2 separate regions of the Mus musculus genome follow, and region 2 is linked to region 1. A link is a loop called in an ENCODE intact Hi-C map of the cell type or tissue named here. Cell type or tissue: heart. All regions are shown on one strand. Each heading gives the region's core, and the rest is flanking DNA. Links, peaks and the distances in the headings are about the cores only.

Region 1 (12,298 bases), core at 5,990-8,489:
CCTCTTTTCCTTTGCATTCTGCATATTGCTCTCTTAGTTTTTTATGTAACCATATAGTTTCTAAATTATTCTACTCTGTATTCTCCTTCTAATCTTGCTTTATCTTCCTGCTCTGATGTCACAATAATGCTCTTACTCTCAATGTGCTTTCTCCAAAGGCTATACCTATACTTCTAAATTCTTGAGTTCACTTCTGTCTAAAACGTGTCTGTCTAAAAAAATTCTCCTCCGCTCATTTCCCTTGAGCACTCTCTTGTTTTCCACACTTATATTTATTTTTAGAATACATGATCACATGGTAAAAAGCTCATCACAAATTACCACATAAAATTCAAATCATAAATTGAAATAGATGTTCATGACAGAGAATGCTTACATGTATATCCATTAGGAGTAATTATATGACTGATTATTCACCATTTGTTACAGTTCTACAGGTTCATTGAAAGATAAAACTATATCTAAGTTATTAGTGAAGTTTTGTATAGATAAACCCAGTCAATATTTTATCTTCTTTCTTAGAACCTATAATAAGTCATTAGTTACCTCCTTATGACCTTTGTTTATTTGTTTTACAACCCCTTGGAATGGTCTCTGAGTAATAGAAAGTCTAGTTACTAGCTAGAAGCAGTTAATTGGTGACACATGGGAAACTGACAGAATTCTCATTAAAGGTTTGACTATCAGAAAAGGGCCTAATAGCAGTCATTCTATAAAAGAGTTAATACATACGGATATAATTTTAAGAATTCTTATAGGATCACCATTAATATTTATCTATTTGTATAGACAAATCACTACAAGACAGTACATCTTAGATCTGCTGAGATCTGCTTAAAAAGGGGTGGGTAAATACCTAGTGATTGTTAGATATGTTTAATAATAACAGAAAAAGCATATTAATATCAGGGATCTATCCTATAATGAACTTCTGCTGGGCCTTGTCTATGAGAGCTTCATTGTAGATATAATCTAATGTAAAGGAAGATCACCTGCTAGTTATTAGCACATTTTGTATGATGGCTTCTATCAGGAGAGAAGGGGAGAGAGGGAGAGAGGGAGAGAGGGAAAGAGATGGGGGGAGGGAAGAGAGGGAGGGAGAAGTAGAGGGAGAGGGAGAGGTCAGCCAGGAACAGATGGGGAGAGAGTGGGGAGAGGAATGGTGAGAGAAGGGACAGAGAGGGCAAGAGAATAAGAGGATAAAAGAGTGAGAGTGAGAGAGAGAGGGGGGGGGCAGGGGCAAACAGACCATTTTAAAGTGAGCCAGTGATACCTGGTTGTTATCAGGTAACTGTGGGACAGAGTCTAGAAGAAATGCTAATAAACACTATCCCAGAAAATCTTACTAACAGGACAGACTGTAGTTTCAAAGTTTTGTGGTTGGGTTGATGTACCAGTCTAACTGCTGGGAGCCTTGCCTAGTTACAGAAGATGGCTGGTTCAGGCTCCATAACCCTCATTACTAGAAGTTGTTGTTATGGCCACTTTCACAGATTCCAAGGCTTTCTCACTGCACCAGGTCTCCACATATCCCCTAAATGCACCCAAATCTAGTCATCTCTCCCAGTAGTCTCTCCATCCAACATTTCTACTTGATCCTGAAAGAAAATTATAATTCAAGGTCCATGACTCATGCAGCTTGCTAGTTAGGAGGACTTTTTGGGCCTAGAGCAAAGAACAAGGCTGTAAAGTCATCCCAGGAAACAAATAGCCATTGAGATAAGAAAGGTGCACAAGGACAATCTCCAGACAAACTCAGATGAGTAATGGGCCACCTGCTGATATGGTTTTAGCTTAGCCAGATGTCCTGTTGACCAACATAAACACCCTCCCTTTAGAGTTACTATCACATACTGCTCACTGATGTTTAAACTGCCCATTTGTGTGTAGCTGCACAAATTCTCCCCCTACCCCCACTCTTTTCCTATATAAACCCCTAACTTTTGAGCCTCGAGGTAGATGACCTCTGTCTCCTGTGTGAGATACGTGTTGGCCAGGAGCTCCATCATTAAACCACCTTGTGTGTTTGCATCAAGACAGTCTCTCGTGATTCTTTGGGTGCACGCCTACTTGGGACATGAGTGGGGATTTCCCACTAGGTTCTTTCAATCCTTCTTGGCCCAGTTCATCCTCAAAATTTATTCTATTTTCTTTTAGGAAGATCCATGCACTGTTCCCCCTGCCCCCTATTTGATAGGTACCATCTCTCAGTCTGTGGATTGTAGCCTGATTCTCCTTTACTTAACAGCTAATGATCACTTATGAGTGACCATGTGTCATGTTTGTCTTTCTGGATCTGGCTTACCTCACTCAGGATGATTTTTTTTTCTAGTTCCATCCATTTACCTGAAAATTATTGAATTTTTATTGATTCTTTATTAATTCCACATCACACAACACAATTACATTAATCTCCTGTCCTTCCATACCCACCCTCTGACTTTTCAACCTCCCCCACCACCAGAGAGAAAAAAATCTCTGGAAAATGTAGTGTGTCATAATGTGTCTCATAGTATACCTCTTTGTCCATATTTTTTTACTTGCTAATGTTCATTGCAATGAGTCATTTTGTGGTTCAAGGCTTATGGTTTCCACTACATTATCAATACTGTATTTTTATTGGGACATTTTCAGATATCCTGTTATTGCCCTGTGTCATGTAGGTCCTGAGCTTTGGATCTATAGGACTGGACCCTTCACATGCTTCAGAAGTTGACCAATTGGGCAGAAGTTGGGGTGGGCCAACTCAAAGTCCTGATTCTGGGCCTGGGTGGTAAGTGACCTGGTCAGCCAGCCAGCTTTCCCATACCCACACCACTAGGGAAAGCTCTCCAGCACTGTTTCAACTAGCATTCCCAGTGCTACAGCCAACAAGAAGGAAATGCTCTCCCATTCTCATGCTCTCAGGCTGACTCACCTGTCCACCTGCCAGCAGGACCAGGACCAGGTGCAGAGCCAAATTTCTGAAGCTGGAAAGGGGCAGAGCACAGCTCTGAGGCATCAAAATGACCCTAGGCAGTAGCCCAGACCAAGGCCATCTACCTGGCCTTTGTTGGTAACAGACCCCCAATGCTGCAGGGCCATAGATTCAGCCATGGTGGTAACATGCACCAGAACCTAACCATTTCCTTAGGGGGCATCACTGGCTATTCACACCAAGCTGTTATAACCTCAAGCATCCAGTTCTGCCTCTCTTCATTGTTCCCACATCTCTCTGCTTCTCTTTATTTTCCATTTCTCTACGACATATTTGTTCATCTTAGTTGAGCCTGAGGCTTCTGTGTATCTGGGGTGTTCTCAGGAGTGCCAAGACCTGCCAGACTAAGTATCACTGGGCAGGCATCATCTCAAAGATGATATGCCCAGGCTTGTGGCACCAGTCTGGGGGTTGTCTTGGGAGAGGTCTGCCTGCACAAGCTAACTGGTGCTGGACTGGGGCATACCTCATGCTTACTCTTCCTGCCTGTGATGCTTGACTTGGGCTGGGGTTCCCATTAACCTAATTTCTAAGGATTATTCATTTATATTAAACAATCATTGAGCAATGAATGGGAGAAATAGTGTACAAGGCACGAATTTGAAAGACTTGTGATTAAACTGTTCAAGCTCACAGAACTGGACCACAGATAGTTTTATGTCTTATTGCCCAAATGTGTTTTATAATTGGATATTACACCAACATAAATATGTAGATTATATGAAGACAAATGCTTTTTAGAGGTGCCCTTTGTTAAATATTAATATAGAATATCAAACTGCAAAGTAAATGAAGAAATCTCGAATCTTCAGAAATCTGAATTTTTTTATTTTTATTTTTATTAGGTATTTTCCTCATTTACACTTCCAATGGTATCCCAAAAGTCCCCCATACCCACCCCCCTACTCTCCTACCCACCCAGTCCCCCTTTTTGGCCCTGGCGTTCCCCTGTACTGGGGCATATAAAGTTTGCAAGTCCAATGGGCCTCTCTTTCCAGTGATGGCCAACTAGGCCATCCTTTGATACATATGCAGCTAGAGACAAGAGCTCAGGGGTACTGGTTAGTTCATATTGTTGTTCCACCTATAGGGTTGCAGTTACCTTCAGTTTCTTGGGTGCTTTCTCTAGCTCCTCTATTGGGGGCCCTGTGATCCATTCAATAGCTGACTGTGAGCATCTACTTCTGGGTTTGCTAGGCCCTGGCATAGTTTCACAAGAGACAGCTGGGTCCTTTCAGCAAAATCTTGCTAGTGTATGCAATGGTGTCAGCGTTTGGAAGCTGATTATGGGATGAATCCCTATATATGGCAATCACTAGATGGTCCATCAGAATAGGTTCTCACACAGTCTCACCCACAGCTTTGGTAGAGCCAGTTTTACAACATACAACAAATTATTTGAATCAATGAACCTAAAAGTTTTGAAATTTCAGGCTTGCTTCTGTTGTGTAATGTGGGGTTTGGCTTTATAATTCAATCATGCCTTACTTCAGAGTAGAGGCCTTTCTGGTTTAAACCTTCTTTCTCCACAGACAGCAAATCTATTACTCTTAGTTGGATTAGAATCAAGTGACATCCCAGGCTTGGTGGACTGGTACATCAGAGGTGCATCCTGATATGACTTAAGACACTTTAACTCTCAAATCCCTTATCAAATTCCCAGGATGAGTACTAGGCTTCCTGATAAAGAAAGGTTATGTCCTTCTGAGGAGGAAAGTCTAGTATTTGGTAAAGGATTTGAATTATGATAAGAGATTCTTCCCAGTATTCTTCCACTAAGAGTGAAGACAATGATGGTTGGAGTCCTAGTTGGAGACTTTTGTTGAAATCCTGGTCTACTGTTAATTTCTGTCTCTGGTCTAGTTTCTGGTGAATTCTGATGGAGAATTCTCCCTGGAAACTTCCTATAAGAGTCAACACATTGACCAGGAAAAACAGGTTGATGTAATTCTGCAACATCACATTCCAGTAAAAGTTTCACTGAACTGGCCCCAGGCTAAGTCTTCACTCTTCTGGAGAGAAATGAAGGGCCACCTACCAAAAGGACAGCATTTCCTCCATGTTAGAATGTACAGCAGGATAGGACTCTCAGCCAACTTTGAGTAGGATGCACTTATATAAAATGAAAATTTAATGGGATTTTCTAAATCCATTCTTTGGTTAATGGCCATCTAGGTTGTCTCCAGTTTCTGGCTATTATAAATAAACCTGCAATGAACATGTTCAACCAAGTGTCCTTCTGGTAGAATGGCATCTTTTAGGAATATGTCCCAAGTGCTAGAGTTAGGTTTTAAGGTAGATAGTTTCCTAAATTTCTGAGAAGCTGTCATATTATTTTTTACAATGGTTGTACAAGTGTGCAATCATTCCACCAGGGGAGGTCTGCTCTACATCCTTGGCAACGTGAGCTGTAACTTGCAGTTTTGATCTTAGCCATTCTGTCATGTATAAGATGGAATTTCAAATTACTTTTGATTTGCATTTCCATGATGTCTAAAGATGTTGAACATTTTAAAAGTATTTCTCAATCCATTTTAGAATCCTTTGTTTAGATCTGTGTGCCATTTTTTTCAAGGTCATTACTTATTTGTTCTTCTAAAAAACTCATTTTTGACTGGACTCAGACTTAGAAGTAGAATTTCTCAGCGAGGGCAGCCTATGTCTCTTGGCAATCTGTTCCTGGCTCTTTTCTTTGGCTTCCTTCATCCTCTTAGCCAACAGTTTAGTGTATTCTGCAGCCTCCTCCTTCTTTGTCTTAGTGTGTTGTTTCTTAGTGTGTTGTTTCTTCAGAGCAATAGGTCGGCCTTTGTGTTGCTGGACACGTGGAGTAACATGGTCCTGGGCTTCTTACAATCTTTGTTTTAGGGCTTCCTGACAACATACTGGCAGACGTCATCTTTGGAGAGATTAAAAAGCTTTCACATTCTACTAGCTCTTTTAGGTCCCAACGGATGAGGCACAGTAGTATCTGTCAGTCCTGGAATATGCTTCTCTCCTTTCTTTACAATAACAAAATTGAGAACACTGAGATTACCGTCCACAATGCATCCTCAAACAGACTTGAACTTTCTGTCTCCAGTTCTCCTTGGTCTATAACAGGAATGCCTCTTACTCAACAACAGATATACTCTGCTATGGGTCAAAATGCCTTGCTTCATGGAAAACTTGCCTTTCATTCCCACCACTGATCCAGACCACATAACACTTCTAATCCTCACCAAGAGCATCAGCAGCAACTTCTGTGGCCATGCACTTCTCATAAAATGTGCGAAGCTTGCGTTCGTCTTCCACCTCAATGAGCTATTGACAGCCAGTGCCAGGGAAGGTGATATTCAGCTTCATCTGGACATAGCCGACTGCCTAGGAGGCATCATGAAAAAGCCTGTGAGCCATTTTTATTGTATTTTTTTGTTTTGTTGATGGCTAGTTTATTCAGTTCTTTATATATATTACGTATTAGGCTTCTGTTGGATGTGGAGTTGATAAAAATTGTTTCCCATTCTGTAGGCAGTGATTTGATTTTCGCCTTATTGAAGTTTTTCAGTTTCATGAGGTCTCATCAGTGTTATGACCCTCCCCAAGAAGCTCCTCCCTGTATAATCCCGACATTTTGATCCCCTTCCTCTTTCTCCATGCTCTGCATTTTTTCTTTCCCTGTGTATGCAAGCTTTCTCTCTTTTTCTCTCTGCAATTGTCTCTTCCCCATAGTGACTTCACTGGCTTCATTCCTTTAGACCAGTGAAATGGCATCCCAAAAAACCTGTCTTGAAAAACTCCAATCTGGCTTGAATTGACTCATTTGACTGGTGAAGAATAATTTATTACATACATTTTACATGTGTGAACAGTTAACCAAAGACGCCTTTTCAGGTTCCAGTTAATCACACAAAGTTGGCTCAAAATGTAGACCTCCCTTCATAGGATGGCAGTAGTTACTACAGGAAAGCAATTTGTACAAATCAAAGAACTAGAGGGACAAGGAAGCTAAACGAGCAAAACAAAATTGAAACCCTCTGATGCAATTCCACTATTCAAGTGAGACACATAAGCCTAGAGAGGTCAAAAGCAGAAACATTTTACAATTCTAACAGCTATGGTCCATGTTCAGGTTACTCACATTTAATCAGTGTCCATATACCTTCTCTTTGTATCCCTCATATCAGAAACCTTGGCATTTTCTTCCTATGTGTTACTCAGGCTTCTATCACTGAGATGAAGTATCTGACGAATACCACTGAGAAGAAAAGGCTCATCTTGACTTAAGGTTTCTGGTCCATTGCTTTTAAGCTGTGGCAAGCCTGAAATGTCATGACAGAAGAAAGCTGTTCACCTAATGATGGCCAGAAAACAGAGTGAGCACAGGAAATATCCCTCAATACTATATAGCCTCCATTCTGGCAGCACTTCCTAATGCTACCACCTATTAATATTGCCACCAAATTGTGAATCTTTAGAAAATGGTGTGTGTGTGTGTGTGTGTGTGTGTGTGTGTGTGTGTGTGTTTACTTTATGCAAATAACACCACGAGTCAACAAGTAAGTGATTTTTATCTGGTTCAGTCTCTTGCATGGCAGGTAAGTACACTCAGGTGTTTTGTCTCATCTTTGATTTGTTTTTGACAAGGCACACAGCTAACCACTGGGCAAGTGGCTCATGTTATTATCTTTTTCTTTGAGGCAAAATATCTGCCTACACCCTATAGGACCCATGTTTCTCATTTCATAAATGTTTAGAGAAATCTAATCTTAGATAAATTCAGTCATTCTAGAGTGGGTCTGGAATATATTTCACTAACAGGTACTCAATATTCAAACATTTCAGTCCCAGCTAGTTATATTAGTTTCACTACCTGGGAATATGCTGTGTAGGATCCAAGAATTTTAACAATTTTCCCCTACAGGATGACAATTCTTCCAATGGTGAATCAAGATGTTTTATATTTATAGGTCCAAATGAATTTTTCTGCTTCTATAGATAACCAGATTCTATAGATCTAGTTTAATTACATTCAATATATATTTAAGCACTTGTAGCATAGAATGCAATCCATTGAATGGATCCAGGACAGTTCTTACCTTGAAGGATGCCAGTTTGCTACTAGAAAGAGGGAGGTGAGATTAACATCAGTAATGTTGCTTATCTCAAAGAGACTTGTAGTCAGTTCAGAGGTTAAGGTGTGAGAGTGCATAAACTGGAGATGGATCATAAATACTTTCTGGAATAGGGTTTTCACATTACTCAAAGTCATGCATGTGGTGTGTGAACTATAATCAGAAGCATTTATCGACTTAAGAGAGAAGAGCTAAGTTGTAAGCTGTGCTTAGTCATCTTGGAACCTCTTCTGGATAGGCAGGTGTGGTCACCAACAAATTATAGTATAAAAAGTAGCTTGGTAACAGAAGCATTAGAAAAGGAAACTTGAATATTGCTGAGATGATAATAACATGTATAAGCCACTTCTTTGTTCTGTGAACTGCCATTTTCAACCCACAGAAGGCAGCTATTTGAAGCTATTTGTTTGTTTGCATTTTAATATTTCTCATGTGATACCAAAAGCTTCTTTAAAGAAATACAGAATTCCACCTAGAGTTACTGTATATTCAACCTTTTACCAATGAAGTCTTCAAAAGCCCTACTTTATTTATAAATTCTAAGTATACTCCAACTTGGTTGTAATCATCCATCTCTTCAAAAATGTTATTTTATATTGGCAACATCACATCAATTGACATGGATTGGGAGAATTTGTATTTTAAGGAAGTGATAGATTTGGTCTAGTCTTAAGGTCAGTGGTTCTCTAGAGATGAGCTGCATATGGTCTGTTTTATTTTATTTATTTTTTAACAATTATTTATTAGATATTTTCTTCATTTACATTTCAAATGCTATTCTGAAAGTCCCCTATCCCCTCCCCCCACCCTGCTCCCCAATTTGCCCACTCCCACTTCTTGGTCCTGGCATTCACCTCTACTGAGGCATATATTGATTGCAAGACCAAGGGTCCTCTCTTCCCAATGATGGCAAACTAGGCCATCTTCTGCTACTTAAGCAGCTAGAGACACAAGCTCAGGGGGTATTTGTTAGTTCATATTGGTGTTCCTCCTATAGGGTTGCAGACCCCTTCAGCTCTGTGGGTATTTTCTCTAGCTCCTCCATTGAAGGCCCTGTGTTCCATCCAATAGTTGACTGTGAGCATTCACTTCTGTATTTGCCAGGCACTGGCATAGCCTCAAAAGAGATAGCTATATCAGGGTCCTGTAAAAAAAATCTTGCTGGTGTATGAAATAGTGTCTGGGTTCGGATGTTGATTGATTATGGGATTGATCTCCTGGTGGGGCAGTCTCTGGATGGTTCATTCTTCCATCTCAGCTCCAAACTATTTCTCTGTAACTCCTTCCATGGATATTTTGTTCCCTATTCTTTTTTAAAAAATTTTTTATTAGGTATTTATTTCATTTACATATCCAATCCAATAATCCAAAAAGTCCCCCAACAAATCCCCCACCCACCCACTACCACTACTTGGCCTTGGCGTTCCCCTGTACTGAGGCAGATAAAGTTTGCACGACCAATGGACCTCTCTTTCCACTGATGGCCATCTAGGCCATCTTCTGATACATATGCAGCTAGAGACAAGAGCTCCAGGGGGTACTGGTTAGTTCATAGTGTTGTTCCACCTATAGGGTTGTAGATCCCTTTAGCTCCTTGGGTACTTTCTCTAGCTCCTCTATTGGGGGCCCTGTGATCCATCCAATAGCTGACTGTGAGCATCCACTTCTGTTTTTGCTAAGCCCCAGCATAGTCTCATAAGAGACAGCTATATCTGGGTCCTTTAAGCAAAATCTTGCTAGGGTATGCAATGGTGTCAGAGTTTGGAAGCTGATTATGGGGTGGATCCCTAGATATGGCAGTCTCTAGATGGTCCATCCTTTCGTCACAGCTCCAAATTTTGTCTCTGTAACTCCTTCCATGGGTGTTTTGTTCCCAATTCTAAGAAGGAGCACAGTGTCCACACTTTGGTCTTCATTCTTCTTGAGTTTCATGCGTTTAGCAAATTGTATCTTATATCTTGGGTATCCTAAGTTTTGGGCTAATATCCACTTATCAGTGAGTACATATTGTGTGAGTTATTTTGTGATTGGTTTACCTCACTCAGGATGATGCCATCCAGGTCCAACCATTTGCCTAGGAATTTCATAAATTCATTCCTTTTAATAGCTGTGTAGTACTCCACTGTGTAAATGTACCACATTTTCTGTTTCCATTCCTCTGTTGAGGGGAATCTGGTTTCTTTCCAGCTTCTGGCTATTATAAATAAGGCTGTTATGAACATAGTGGAGCAAGTGTCCTTTTTTCCGGTTGGATCATTTTCTGGATAGATGCCCAGGAGAGGTATTGTGTGATCCTCCAGTAGTACTATGCCCAATTTTCTGAGGAACCACCAGACTGATTTCCAAAGTGGTTCTACAAGCTTGCAATCCCACCAACAATCTAGGAGTGTTCCTCTTTCTCCACATCCTCACCAGCATCTGCTGTCACCTGAGATTTTGATCTTAGCCATTCTGACTGGTGTGAGGTGGAATCTCAGGGTTGTTTTGATTTGCATTTCCCTGATGATTAAGGATGTTGAACATTTTTTTCAGGTGCTTCTCAGCCATTCTGTATTCCTCAGGTGAGATTTCTTTGTTTAGCTCTGAGCCCCATTTTTTAATGGGGTTATTTGATTTTTTGGAGTCCACCTGCTTGAGTTCTTTATATTTATTGGATATTAGTCTCCTATCTGATTTAGGATAGGTAAAGATACTTTCCCAATCTGTTCGTGGCTTTTTTGTCTTATTGACGGTGTCCTTTGCCTTGCAGAAGCTTTGCAATTTTATGAGGATTCATTTGTAGATTCTCGATCTTAAAGCACAAGCCATTGCTGTTCTATTCAGGATTTTTTTCCCCTGTACCCATATCTTTCCCCTACTTTCTCCTCTATAAGTTTCAGTGTCTCTGGTTTTATATGTAGTTCTTTAATCCATTTAGATTTGACCTTAGTACAAGGAGATAGGAATGGATCAATTCGAATTCTTCTACATGATAACCGCCAGTTGTACCAGCACCATTTGTTGAAAATGCCATCTTTTTTCCACTGGATGGATTTTGCTCCCCTTGTCGAAGATCAAGTGACCATAGGTGTGTGGGTTCATCTCTGGGTCTTCAATTCTATTCCATTAGTCTACTTGTCTGTAGCTATACCAGTTCCATGCAGTTTTTACCACATTTGCTCTGTAGTACAGCTTTAGGTTAGGCATGGTGATTCCACCAGAGCTTCTTTTATCCTTGAGAAGAGTTTTTCCTATCCTAGGTTTTGTTTTTTTTTTTTTTTTTTGTTATTCCAGATGAATTTGCAGATTGTTCTCTATTCTAAGGAGGGATGAAGTATCCACACATTGGTCTTCCCTCTTCTTGATTTTCTTGTGTTTAGCAAATTGTATCTTGGGTGTTCTATGTTCCTGGGCTAATATCTACTTATCAATGTGTGCATATCTAGTGACTTCTTTTGTGATTGGGTTACCTCAATAAGGATGATATCCTCCAGATACATACATTTGCCTAAGAATTTCAAAAATTCATTGTTTTTAACTGCTTAGTAGTACTGCATTGTGTAACTGTTCCACATTTTCTGTATCTATTCCTCTGTTGAGGGACATCCGGGTTCTTTCCAGCTTCTGGCGATTACAAGTAAGGGTACAATGAATATAGTGGAGCATGTGTCCTTATTTCCAGTTGGACCATCTTCTGGGTATATGCCCAGGAGAGGTATTGCTGGATATACCGGTAGTGCTATGTCCAATATTCTGAGGAACAGCTAGACTGATTTCCACTGTAGTGTATGCAAGCTTGTAATCCCACCAGCAATGGATGAGTGTACCTCTTTCTCCATATCCTCCCCAGCATCTGCTCTTACCTGAATTTTGATCTTAGCCATTCTGACTGTGTGGGGTGGAATCTCAGGGCTGTTTTGATTCGAAATTCCCTGATGATTATGGGTGTTGAACATTTTTTCAGGTGCTTCTCAGCCCTTTGGTATTCCTCAGTTTATAATTCTTTGTTTATCTCTGTACTCCATTTTTAATAGGGTAATTTTAATTTATTGGGTCCAGCTTCTTGAGTTCCTTGTATATATTGGATATTAGTCCCCTATCAGATTTAGGATAGGTAAAAATCCTTTCCGAATCTGTTGGTGGCCTTTTTGTCTTATTGACAGTGTCTTTTGCTTTACAGGAGCTTTGTAGCTTTATGAGGTCCCATTTGTCAATTCTTGATCTTACAGCA
Region 2 (12,298 bases), core at 5,715-8,214, 120 kb before region 1:
CTCCTCCCTTTGCAGCTTCTTTTTTCCTCTTTTCCTTTGCATTCTGCATATTGCTCTCAGTTTTTTATGTAACCATATAGTTTCTAAGTTATTCTACTCTGTATTCTCCTTCTAATCTTGCTTTATCTTCCTGCTCTGATGTCACAATAATGCTCTTATTCTCAATGTGCTTTCTCCCAAGGCTATACCTGTATTTCTAAATTCTTGAGTTCACTTCTGTCTAAAACGTGTCTGTCTAAAAAAATTCTCCTCCGCTCATTTCCCTTGAGCACTCTCTTTGTTTTTCACACTTATATTTCTTTTTAGAATACACGATCACATGGTAAAAAGCTAATCACAAATTAACACATAAAATTCAAATCATAAATTGAAATAGATGTTCATGACAAAGCATGCTTACATGTATATCGATTAGGAGTAATTATATGACTAAATAGTCACCATTTGTTACAGTTCTACAGGTTCATTGAAAGATAAAACTATATCTAAGTTATTAGTGAAGTTTTGTATAGATAAACCCAGTCAATATTTTATCTTCTTTCTTAGAACCTATAATAAATCATTAGTTACCTCCTTATGAAATTTGTTTGTCTTACAACCCCTTGGAATGGTCTCTGAGTAGTAGAAAGTCTAGTTACTAGCTAGAAGCAGTTAATTGGTGACACATGGGAAACTGACAGAATTCTCATTAAAGTTTTGACTATCAGAAAAGGGCCTAATAGTAGTCATTCTATAAAAGAGTTAATACATAATGATATAATTTTAAGAATTCCTATAGGATCACCATTAATATTTATCTATTTGTATAGACAAATCACTACAAGACAGTACATCTTAGATCTGCTGAGATCTGCTTAAAAAGGGGTGGGCTAATACCTAGTGATTGTTAGATATGTTTAATAATAACAGAAAAAGCATATTAATATCAGGGATCTATCCTAAAATGAACTTCTGTTGGGCCTTGTCTATGAGAGCTTCATTGTAGATATAATCTAATGTAAAGGAAGATCACCTGCTAGTTATTAGCACATTTTGTATGATGGCTTCTGTCAGGAGAGAAGGGGAGAGAGGGAGAGAGGGAGCGAGGGAAGAGAGGGAGGGAGAAGTAGAGGGAGAGGGAGAGGTCAGCTAGGAACAGATGAGGAAAGAGTGGGGGGAGGAATGGTGAGAGAAGGGACAGAGAGGGTAAGAGAATAAGAGGATAAAAGAGTAAGAGAGAGAGAGAGAGAGAGAGAGAGAGAGAGAGAGAGAGGGGCAGGGGCAAACAGACCATTTTAGAGTGAGCCAGTCATACATGGTTGTTATCAGGTAACTGTGGAACAGAGTCTAGAAGAAATGCTAATAAACACTATCCCAGAAAATCTTACTAACAGGACAGACTGTAGTTTCAAAGTTTTGTGGTTGGGTTGATGTACCAGTCTTACTGCTGGGAGCCTTGCCTAGTTACAGAAGATGGCTGGTTTAGGCTCCATAGCCCTCATTACTAGAAGTTGTTGTTATGGCCACTTTCACAGATTCCAAGGCTTTCTCACTGCACCAGGTCTCCACATATCCCCTAAATGCACCCAAATCTAGTCATCTCTCCCAGCACTCTCTCCATCCAACATTTCTACTTGATCCTGAAAGAAAATTAAAATTCAAGGTCCATGACTCATGCAGCTTGCTAGTTAGGAGGACTTTTTGGGCCTAGAGCAAAGAACAAGGCTGTAAAGTCATCCCAGGAAACAAATAGCCATTGAGATAAGAAAGATGCACAAGGACAATCTCTAGACAAACTCAGATGAGTAATGGGCCACCTGCTGATATGGTTTGAGCTTAGCCAGATGTCCTGTTGACCAACATAAACACCCTCCCTTTAGAGTTACTATCACATACTGCTCACTGATGTTTAAACTGCCCATTTGTGTGTAGCTGTACAAATTCTTCCCCTACCCCCACTCTTTTCCTATATAAACCCCTAACTTTTGAGCCTCGAGGTAGATGACCTCTGTCTCCTGTGTGAGATACGTGTTGGCCAGGAGCTCCATCATTAAACCACCTTGTGTGTTTGCATCAAGACAGTCTCTCGTGATTCTTTGGGTGCACGCCTACTTGGGACATGAGTGGGGATTTCCCACTAGGTTCTTTCAATCCTTCTTGGCCCAGTTCATCCTCAAAATTTATTCTATTTTCTTTTAGGAAGATCCATGCACCGTTCCCCCTGCCCCCTATTTGATAGGTACCATCTCTCAGCTGTGGATTGTAGCCTGATTCTCCTTTACTTAACAGCTAATGATCATTTATGAGTGACCATGTGTCATGTTTGTCTTTCTGGGCCTGGCTTACCTCACTCAGGATGATTTTTTTCTAGTTCCATCCATTTGCCTGAAAATTATCGAATTTTATTGATTCTTTGTTAATTTCACATCACACACCACAATTACATTAATCTCCTGTCCTTCCATACCCACCCTCTGACTTTTCAACCTCCCCAACCACCAGAGAGAAAAAAATCTCTGGAAAATGTAGTGTGTCATAATGTGTCTTATAGTATACCTCTTTGTCCATATTTTTTTTACTTGCTAATGTTCACTGCAATGAGTCATTTTGTGGTTCAAGGCTTATGGCTTCCACTACATTATCAGTACTGGATTTTTATTGGGACATTTTCAGCTATTCTGTTATTGCCCTGTGTCATGTAGGTCCTGAGGTTTGGATCTATAGGACTGGACTCTTCACATGCTTCAGAAGTTGACCAATTGGGCAGAAGTTGGGGTGGGCCAACTCAAAGTCCTGATTCAGGGCCTGGGTGGTAAGTGACCTGGTCAGCCAGCCAGCTTTCCCATACCCACACCACTAGGGAAAGCTCTTCAGCACTGTTTCAACTAGCATTCCCAGTGCTACAGCCAACAAGAAGGAAATGCTCTCCCATTCTCATGCTCTCAGGCTGACTCACCTGTCCACCTGCCAGCAGGACCAGGACCAGGTGCAGATCCAAATTTCTGAAGCTGGAAAGGGGCAGAGCACAGCTCTGAGGCATCAAAATGACCCTAGGCAGTAGCCCAGACCAAGGCCATCTACCTGGCCTTTGTTGGTAACAGACCCCCAATGCTGCAGGGCCATAGATTCAGCCATGGTGGTAACATGCACCAAAACCTTACCATTTCCTTAGGGTGCATCACTGGCTATTCACACCAAGCTGTTATAACCTCAAGCATCCAGTTCTGCCTCTCTTCATTGTTCCCACATCTCTCTGCTTCTCTTTATTTTCCATTTCTCTACCACATGTTTGTTCATCTTAGTTGAGCCCGAGGCTTCTGTGTATCTGGGGTATTCTCAGGAGTGCCAAGACCTGCCAGCTTTCACAGGTGTCACTGGGCAGGCATCAACTCAAAGATGATATGCCCAGGCTTGTGGCACCAGTCTGGGGGTTGTCTTGGGAGAGGTCTGCCTGCACAAGCCAACTGGTGCTGGACTGGGGCATATCCTAGGCTTACTCTTCCTGCCTGTGATGCTTGGCTTGGGCTTGGGTTCCCATCACTTAATTTCAAAGGATTATTCATTTATATTAAACAATCATTGAGCAATGAATGGGAGAAATAGTGTACAAGGCACGAATATGAAAGACTTGTGATTAAACTGTTCAAGCTCACAGAACTGGCCCACAGATAGTTTTATCTCTTATTGCCCAAATGTGTTTTATAATTGGATATTACACCAACATAAATATGTAGATTATATGAAGACAAATGCTTTTTAGAGGTGCCCTTTGTTAAATATTAATATAGAATATCAAACTGCAAAGTAAATGAAGAAATCTCGAATCTTCAGAATTCTGAATTATTTATATTTTTATTTTTATTAGGTATTTTCCTCATTTACACTTCCAATGCTATCCCAAAAGTCCTCCATACCCACCCCCCTACTTCCCTACCCACCCACTTCCCCTTTTTGGCCCTGGCGTTCCCCTGTACTGGGGCATATAAAGTTTGCAAGTCCAATGGGCCTCTCTTTCCAGTGATGGCCGACTAGGCCATCCTTTGATACATATGCATCTAGAGACAAGAGCTCCGGGGTACTGGTTAGTTCATATTGTTGTTCCACCTATAGGGTTGCAGTTCCCTTCAGTTCCTTGGGTGCTTTCTCTAGCTCCTCCATTGGGGGCCCTGTGATCCATTCAATAGCTGACTGTGAGCATTCACTTCTGTGTTTGCTAGGCCCCGGCATAGTCTCACAAGAGACAGCTATATCTGGGTCCTTTCAGCAAAATCTTGCTCGTGTATGCAATGGTGTCAGCGTTTGGAAGCTGATTATGGTATGTATCCCTGGATATGGCAATCACTAGATGGTCCATCAGAATAGGTTCTCACACAGTCTCACCCACAGCTTTGGTAGAGCCACTGTTTTACAACATACAACAAATTATTTGAATCAATGAACCTAAAAGTTTTGAAATTTCAGGCTTGCTTCTGTTGTGTAATGTGGGGTTTGGCTTTATAGTTCAATCATGCCTTACTTCAGAGTAGAGACCTTTCTGGTATAAACCTTCTTTCTCCATAGACAGCAAAACTATTACTCTTAGTTGGATTAGAATCAAGTGACATCCCAGGCTTGGTGGACTGGTACATCAGAGGTGCGTCCTGACATGACTTAAGACACTTTAACTCTCAAATCCCTTATCAAATTCCCAGGATGACTACTAGGCTTCCTGATAAAGAAAGATTATGTCCTTCTGAGGAGGAAGGTCTAGTATTTGGTAAAGGATTTGAATCATGATAAGGGATTCTTCCCAGTATTCTTCCACTAAGAGTGAAGACAGTGATGGTTGGAGTCCTAGTTGGAGACTTTTAGTGAAATCCTGGTCTACTGTTAATTTCTGTCTCTGGTCTAGTTTCTCGTGAATTCTGATGGAGAATTCTCCCTGGAAACTTCCTATAAAAGTCAACACATTGATCAGGAAAAACAGGTTGATGTAATTCTGCAACATCACATTCCAGTAAAAGTTTCACTGAACTGGCCTCAGGCTAAGTCTTCACTCTTATGGAGAGAAATGAAGGGCCACCTGCCAAAAGGACAGCATTTCCTCCATGTAAGAATGTACAGCAGGATAGGTCTCTCAGCCAACTTTGAGTAGGATGCACCTATATAAAATGAAAATTCAATGGGATTTTCTAAATCCATTCTTTAGTTAATGGCCATCTAGGTTGTCTCCAGTTTCTGACTATTATAAATAAAACTGCAATGAACATATTCTATCAAGTGTCCTTCTGGTAGAATGGCATCTTTTAGGAATATGTCCAAAAGTACTAGAGTTAGGTTTTAAGGTAGATAGTTTCCTAAATTTCTGAGAAGCTGTCATACTATTTTTTACAATGGCTGTACAAGTGTGCAATCATTCTACCAGGGGAGGTCTGCTCTACATCCTTGGCAACATGAGCTGTAACTTGCAGTTTTGATCTTAGCCATTCTGCCATGTATTAGATGGAATTTCAAAGTCCTTTTGATTTGCATTTCCATGATGTCTAAAGATGTTGAACATTTTAAAAGTATTTCTCAATCCATTTTAGAATCCTTTGTTTAGATCTGTGTGTCATTTTTTCAAGGTCATTACTTATTTGTTCTTCTAAATGACTCATTTCTGACTGGACTCAGACTTAGAAGTAGAATCTCTCAGCGAGGGCAGCCTACGTCTCTTGGCAATCTGTTCCTGGCTCTTTTCTTTGGTTTCCTTCATCCTCTGAGCCAAGAGTTTAGTGTATTCTGCAGCCTCCTCCTTGTTTGTCTTAGTGTGTTGTTTCTTCAGAGCAATAGGTCGGCCTTTGTGTTGCTGGACACGTGGAGTAACATGGTCCTGGGCTTCTTACAATCTTTGTTTTAGGGCTTCCTGACAACATACTGGCAGACGTCATCTTTGGAGAGATTAAAAAGCTTTCACATTCTACTAGCTCTTTTAGGTCCCAATGGATGAGGCACAGTAGTATCTGTCAGTCCTGGAATATGCTTCTTTCCTTTCTTTACAATAACAAATTGAGAACACTGAGATTACCGTCCACAATGCATCCTCAAACAGACTTGAACTTTCTGTCTCCAGTTCTCCTTGGTCTATAACAGGAATGCCTCTTACTCAACAACAGGTTTACTCTGCTATGGGTCAAAATGCCTTGCTTCATGGGAAAACTTGCCTTTCATTCCCACCGCTGGCTGATCCAGCCACATAACCCTTCTAATCCTCACCAAGAGCATCAGCAGCAACTTCTGTGGCCATGCACTTCTCATAGAATGTGCGAAGCTTGTGTTGGTCATCCACTTCAATGAGCTTCTGACAGCCAGTGCCAGGGAAAGAGATATTCAGCTTCATCTGGACATAGCCGAGCGCCTAGGAGGCATCATGAAAAAGAGCCTGTGTGCCATTTTTATTGTATTTTTTGTTTTGTTGATAGCTAGTTTATTCAGTTCTTTATATATATTACGTATTAGGCTTCTGTTGGATGTGGAGTTGATAAAAATTGTTTCCCATTCTGTAGGCAGTGATTTGATTTTCGCCTTACTGAAGTTTTTCAGTTTCATGAGGTCTCATTAGTGTTATGACCCTCCCCAAGAAGCTCCTCCCTGTATAATCCAGACATTTTGATCCCCTTCCTCTTTCTCCATGCTCTGCATTTTTTCTTTCCCTGTGTATGCAAGCTTTCTCTCTTTTTCTCTCTGCAATTGTCTCTTCCCCATAGTGACTTCACTGGCTTCATTCCTTTAGACCAGTGAAATGGCATCCCAAAAAACCTGTCTTGAAAAACTCCAATCTGGCTTGAATTGACTCATTTCACTGGTGAAGAATAATTTATTACATACACTTTACATGTGTGGACAGTTAACCAAAGACCCCTTTTCAGGTTCCAGTTAATCACACAAAGGTGGCTCAAAATGTAGACCTCCCTTCATAGGATGGCAGTAGTTACTACAGGAAAGCAATTTGTACAAATCAAAGAATTAGAGGGACACTGAAGCTAAACGAGCAAAACGAAACTGGAACCCTTTGTTGCAATTCCATTATTCAAGTGAGACAAAGAAGCCTAGAGAGGTCAAAAGCAGAAACATTTTACAATTCTAACAGCTACGGTCCATGTTCAGGTTACTCACATTTAATCAGTGTCCATATACCTTCTCTTGTATCCCTCATATCAGAAACCTTGGCATTTTCTTCCTATTTGTTACTCAGGCTTCTATCACTGAGATGAAGTATTTGATGAATACCACTGAGAAGAAAAGGCTCATTAAGGTTTCTGGTCCATTGCTTGTGGCAAGCCTGAAATGTCATGACAGAAGAAAGCTGTTCACCTAATGATGGCCAGAAAATAGAATGAGCACAGGAAATATCCCTCAATACTATATAGCCAATTCCTCCATTCTGGCAGCACTTCCTAATGCTACCAACTACTAATATTGCCACCAAATTATTAATCTTTAGAAAATGACGTGTGTGTGTGTGTGTGTGTGTGTGTGTGTGTGTGTTTACTTTATGCAAATAACACCACGAGTCAACAAGTAAGTGATTTTTGACTGGTTCAGTCTCTTGTATGGCAGGTAAGTACACTCAGGTGTTTTGTCTCATCTTTGATTTGTTTTTGACAGGACACACAGCTAAGCACTGGGCAAGTGGATAATGTTATTATCTTTTTCTTTGAGGCAAAATATCTGCCTATACCCTATAGGACCCATGTGTCTCATTTCATAAAAGTCTAGAGAAATCTAATCTTAGATAAATTCAGTCATTCTACAGTGGATCTGGAATATATTTCACTAACAGGTACTCAATATTCAAACATTTCAGTCCCAGCTAGTTGTATTAGTTTCACTTCGTGGGAGTATGCTGTGTAGGATCCAGGAATTTTAACAATTTTCCCCTACAGGATGACAATTCTTCCAATGGTGAATCAGGATGTTTCATATTTATAGGTCCAAATGAATTTTTCTGCTTATATAGATAACCAGATTCTATAGATCTAGCTTAATTACATTCTCTCTATATATATTTAAGCACTTGTAGCATAGAATGCAATCCATAGAATGGATCCAGGACAGTTCTTGCCTTGAAGGATGTCAGTTTGCTACTAGAAAGAGGGAGGTGATGTTAACGTCAGTAATGTTGCTTATCTCAAAGAGACTTGTAGTCAGTTCAGTTAGAGGTTAAGGTGTGAGAGAGCATAAACTGGAGATGGATCATAAATACTTTCTGGAATAGGGTTTTCACATTACTCAAAGTCATGCATGTGGTGTGCGAACTATAATCAGATGCATTTATCAACTTAAGAGAGAGGAGCTAAGTTGTAAGCTGTGCTTAGTCATCTTGGAACATCTTCTGGCTAGGCAGGTGTGGTCACCAACAAATTATAGTTTAAAAAGTAGCTTGGTAACAGAAGCATTAGAAAAGGAAACTTGAATATTGCTGAGATGATAATAACATGTATAAGCCACTTTGTTCTGTGAACTGCCATCTTCAACCCTCAGAAGGCAGCTATTTGAAGCTATTTGTTTGTTTGCATTTTAATATTTCTCATGTGATACCAAAAGCTTCTTTAAAGAAATACAGAATTCCACCTAGAATTACTGTATATTCAACCTTTTCCCAATGAAGTCTTCAAAAGCCCCACTTTATTTATAAATTCTAAGCTATACTCCAACTTGGTTGTAATCATCCATCTCTTCAAAAATGTTATTTTATACTGGCAACATCACATCAATTGACATGGATTGGGAGAATTTATATTTTAAGGAAATGATAGATTTGGTCTAGTATTAAGGTCAGAGGTTCTCTAGAGATCAGCTTCATATGGTCTGTTTTATTTTATTTATTTTTAACAATTATTTATTAGATATTTTCTTCATTTACATTTCAAATGCTATTCTGAAAGTCCCCTATCCCCTCCCCACACCCTGCTCCCCAACTTGCCCACTCCCACTTGGCCCTGGCCTTCCACTCTACTGAGGCATATATTTTTTGCAAGACCAAGGGTCCGCTCTTCCCAATGAAGGCAAACTAGGCCATCTTCTGCTACATAATCAGCTAGAGACACGAGCTCTGTGGGTACTTGTTAGTTCATATTGTTGTTCCACCTATAGGGTTGGAGATCCCTTTAGCTCCTTGGTTACTTTCTCTAGCTCCTCCATTAGGGGCCCTGTGATCCATCCAATAGCTGACTGTGAGCATCCACTTCTGTTTTTGCTAAGCCCCGGCATAGTCTCACAAGAGACAGCTATATCTGGGTCCTTTCAGCAAAATCTTGCTAGGGTATGCAATGGTGTCAGAGTTTGGAGGCTGATTATGGGATGCATCCCCGGATATGGCAGTCTCTAGATGGTCCATCCTTTCGTCTCAGCTCCAAACTTTGTCTCTGTAACTCCTTCCATGGGTGTTTTGTTCCCAATTCTAAGAAGAGGCAAAGTGTCCACACTTTGGTCTTCATTCTTCTTGATTTTCATGTGTTTAGCAAGTTGTAACTTCTATCTTGGGTATTCTAAGTTTCTTGGCTAATATCCACTTATCAGTGAGTACATATTATGTGAGTTCTTTTGTGATTGGTTTACTTCACTCAGGGTGATGCCCTCCAGGTCGATCCATTTGACTAGGAATTTCATAAATTCATTCTTTTTAATAGCCGAGTAATACTCCATTGTGTAAATGTACCACATTTTCTGCATCCATTCCTCTGTTGAGGGGAATCTGGGTTCTTTCCAGCTTCTGGCTATTATAAATAAGGCTGTTATGAACATAGTGGAGCAAGTGTCCTTCTTACCGGTTGGAACATCTTCTGGATATATGCCCAGGAGATGTATTGCGGGATCCTCCAGTAGTACTATGTCGAATTTTCTGAGGAACTGCCAGACTGATTTACAGAGTGGTTGTACAAGCTTGCAATCCCACCAACAGCCTAGGAGTGTTCCTCTTAATCCACATCCTCACCAGCATCTGCTGTCTCCTGAGTTTTTGTTCTTAGCCATTTTGACTGGTGTGAGGTGGAATCTCAGGGTTGTTTTGATTTGCATTTCCCTGATGATTAAGGATGTTGAACATTTTTTCAGGTGCTTCGCAGCCAATCAGTATTCCTCAGGTGAGAATTCTTTGTTTAGCTCTGAGCCCCATTTTTTAATGGGGTTATTTGATTTTCTGGAGTCTACCTTCTTGAGTTCTTTATATATATTGGATATTAGTCCCCTATCTGATTTAGGGTAGGTAAAGATCCTTTCCCAATCTGTTGGTGACCTTTTTCTCTTATTGATGGTGTCCTTTGCCTTGCAGAAGGTTTGCAATTTTATGAGGTCCCATTTGTCAATTCTCGATCTTACAGCACAAGCCATTGCTGTTCTATTCAGGAATTTTCCCCCTGTACCCATATCTTTGAGGCTTTTCCCTACTCTCTCCTCTATAAGTTTCAGTGTCTCTGGTTTTATGTGAAGTTCCTTGATCTACTTAGATTTGACCTTAGTACAAGGAGATAGGTATGGATGGATTCGCATTCTTCTACATGATAACCTCCAATTGTGCCAGCACCATTTGTTGAAAACGCTGTCTTTTTTCCACTGGATGGTTTTAGCTCCCTTGTCAAAGATCAAGTGACCATAGGTGTGTGGGTTCATTTCTGGGTCTTCAATTCTATTCCATTGGTCTACTTGTCTGTTGCTATACCAGTGCCATGCATTTTTTTTTTAAAAATCACAATTGCTCTGTAGTACAGCTTTAGGTCAGGCATGGTGATTCCACCAGAGGTTCTTTTATCCTTGAGAAGAGTTTTTGCTATCCTAGGTTTTTTGTTATTCCAGATGAATTTGCAGATTTTTCCCTATTCTAAGGAGAAATGAAGTATCCACACATTGGTCTTCCCTCTTCTTGATTTTCTTGTGTTTTGCAAATTGTATCTTGGGTGTTCTATGTTCCTGGGCTAATATCTTTTGTGATTGGGTTAACTCAATAAGAATGATATCCTCCAGATACATATATTTGCCTAAGAATTTCAAAAATTCATTGTTTTTAATTGCTGAGTAGTACTACATTGTGTAATTGTACAACATTTTCTGTATCTATTCTTCTGTTGAGGGACATCTGGGTTCTTTCCAGCTTCTGGCGATTATAAGTAAGGCTGCTATAAATATAGCGGAGCATGTGTCCTTATTTCCAGTTGGACAATCTTCTGGGTATATGCTCAGGAGAGGTATTGCTGGATCTTCTGGTAGTACTATGTCCAACATTCTGAGGAACAGCCAGACTGATTTCCAATCTAGTGTATACAAGCTTGCAATCCCACCCGCAATGGAGGAGTGTACCTCTTTCTCCATATCCTCCCCAACATCTGCTCTTACCTGAATTTTTTATCATAGCCATTCTTACTGGTGTGAGGTGGACTCTCAGGGCTGTTTTGATTTGCATGTCCCTGATGATTATGGATGTTGAACATTTTTCCAGGTGCTTCTCAGCCCTTTGGTATTTCTCAGTTGATAATTCTTTGTTTATCTTCGTACTCCATTTTTTAATAGGGCAATTTTAATTTCTGGGGTCCAGCTTCTTGAGTTCCTTGTATATATTGGATATTAGTCCCCTATCAGATTTAGGATAGGTAAAAATCCTTTCCGAATCTGTTGGTGGCCTTTTTGTCTTATTGACAGTGTCTTTTGCTTTACAGGAGCTTTGCAGTTTTATGAGGTCCCATTTGTCAATTCTTGATCTTACAGCATAAGACATTGCTGTTCTCTTCAGGAATATTTCCCTTGTGACCATATCTTTAAGGATTTTTCCCACTTTCTCCTGTATAAATTTCAATGTCTCTGGTTTTATGTGGAGTTCTTTGATCCACTTATTATTGAGCTTTGTAAAAGGAGATACGAATGGATCATTTCGCATTCTTCTACATGATAATCACCATTTGTGCCAGCACCATTTCTTGAATATGCTATATTTGTTCCACTGGATGGTTTTAGCTCCTTTGTCAAATTTCAATTGAACACAGGTGTGTGGGTTTATTTCTGATTCTACAATTCTATTCCATTGATCTACCTGTCTGTAGCTGTAATAGTACTATGCAGTTTTTATGACAATTGCTCTGTAGTATAGCTTTAGGTCAGGCATGGAGATTCCACCAGAGGTTCTTTCATTGTTAAGAGTAGTTTTTGCTCTCCTAGGTTTTTTGTTACTCCAGATGAATTTGCAAATTGCCCTTTCTAACTCAATGAAGAATTGAGTGAGAATTTTGATGGGGACTGCATTGAATCTGTACATTCCTTTCAGGAAGATAGCCATTTTGACTATATTAATCCTGCCAATCCATGAGCATGG

Evidence for each region. A loop is a pair of places that touch in the nucleus more often than their neighbours do. Peaks named below come from ENCODE experiments on the same cell type or tissue, not always from the same donor. Only the 100,000 strongest peaks of a DNase experiment are listed, where the experiment ranks them.
Region 2: a loop joins it to region 1, with 30 times the contacts of the local background. A loop is called at or near these places in 11 of 42 quality-filtered maps.

Annotation. Positions count from the first base shown.
Region 1 is chr1:107,247,972-107,260,269 of GRCm38, forward strand. It overlaps the pseudogene Gm15390. Among named protein-coding and RNA genes, the nearest start is that of Serpinb3c, 24 kb to the right of the region's middle. In heart, for the core only: no CTCF peak of the experiment used is centred there; no DNase peak of the experiment used is centred there.
Region 2 is chr1:107,132,233-107,144,530 of GRCm38, forward strand. It overlaps the pseudogene Gm15388. Among named protein-coding and RNA genes, the nearest start is that of Serpinb3b, 23 kb to the right of the region's middle. In heart, for the core only: no CTCF peak of the experiment used is centred there; no DNase peak of the experiment used is centred there.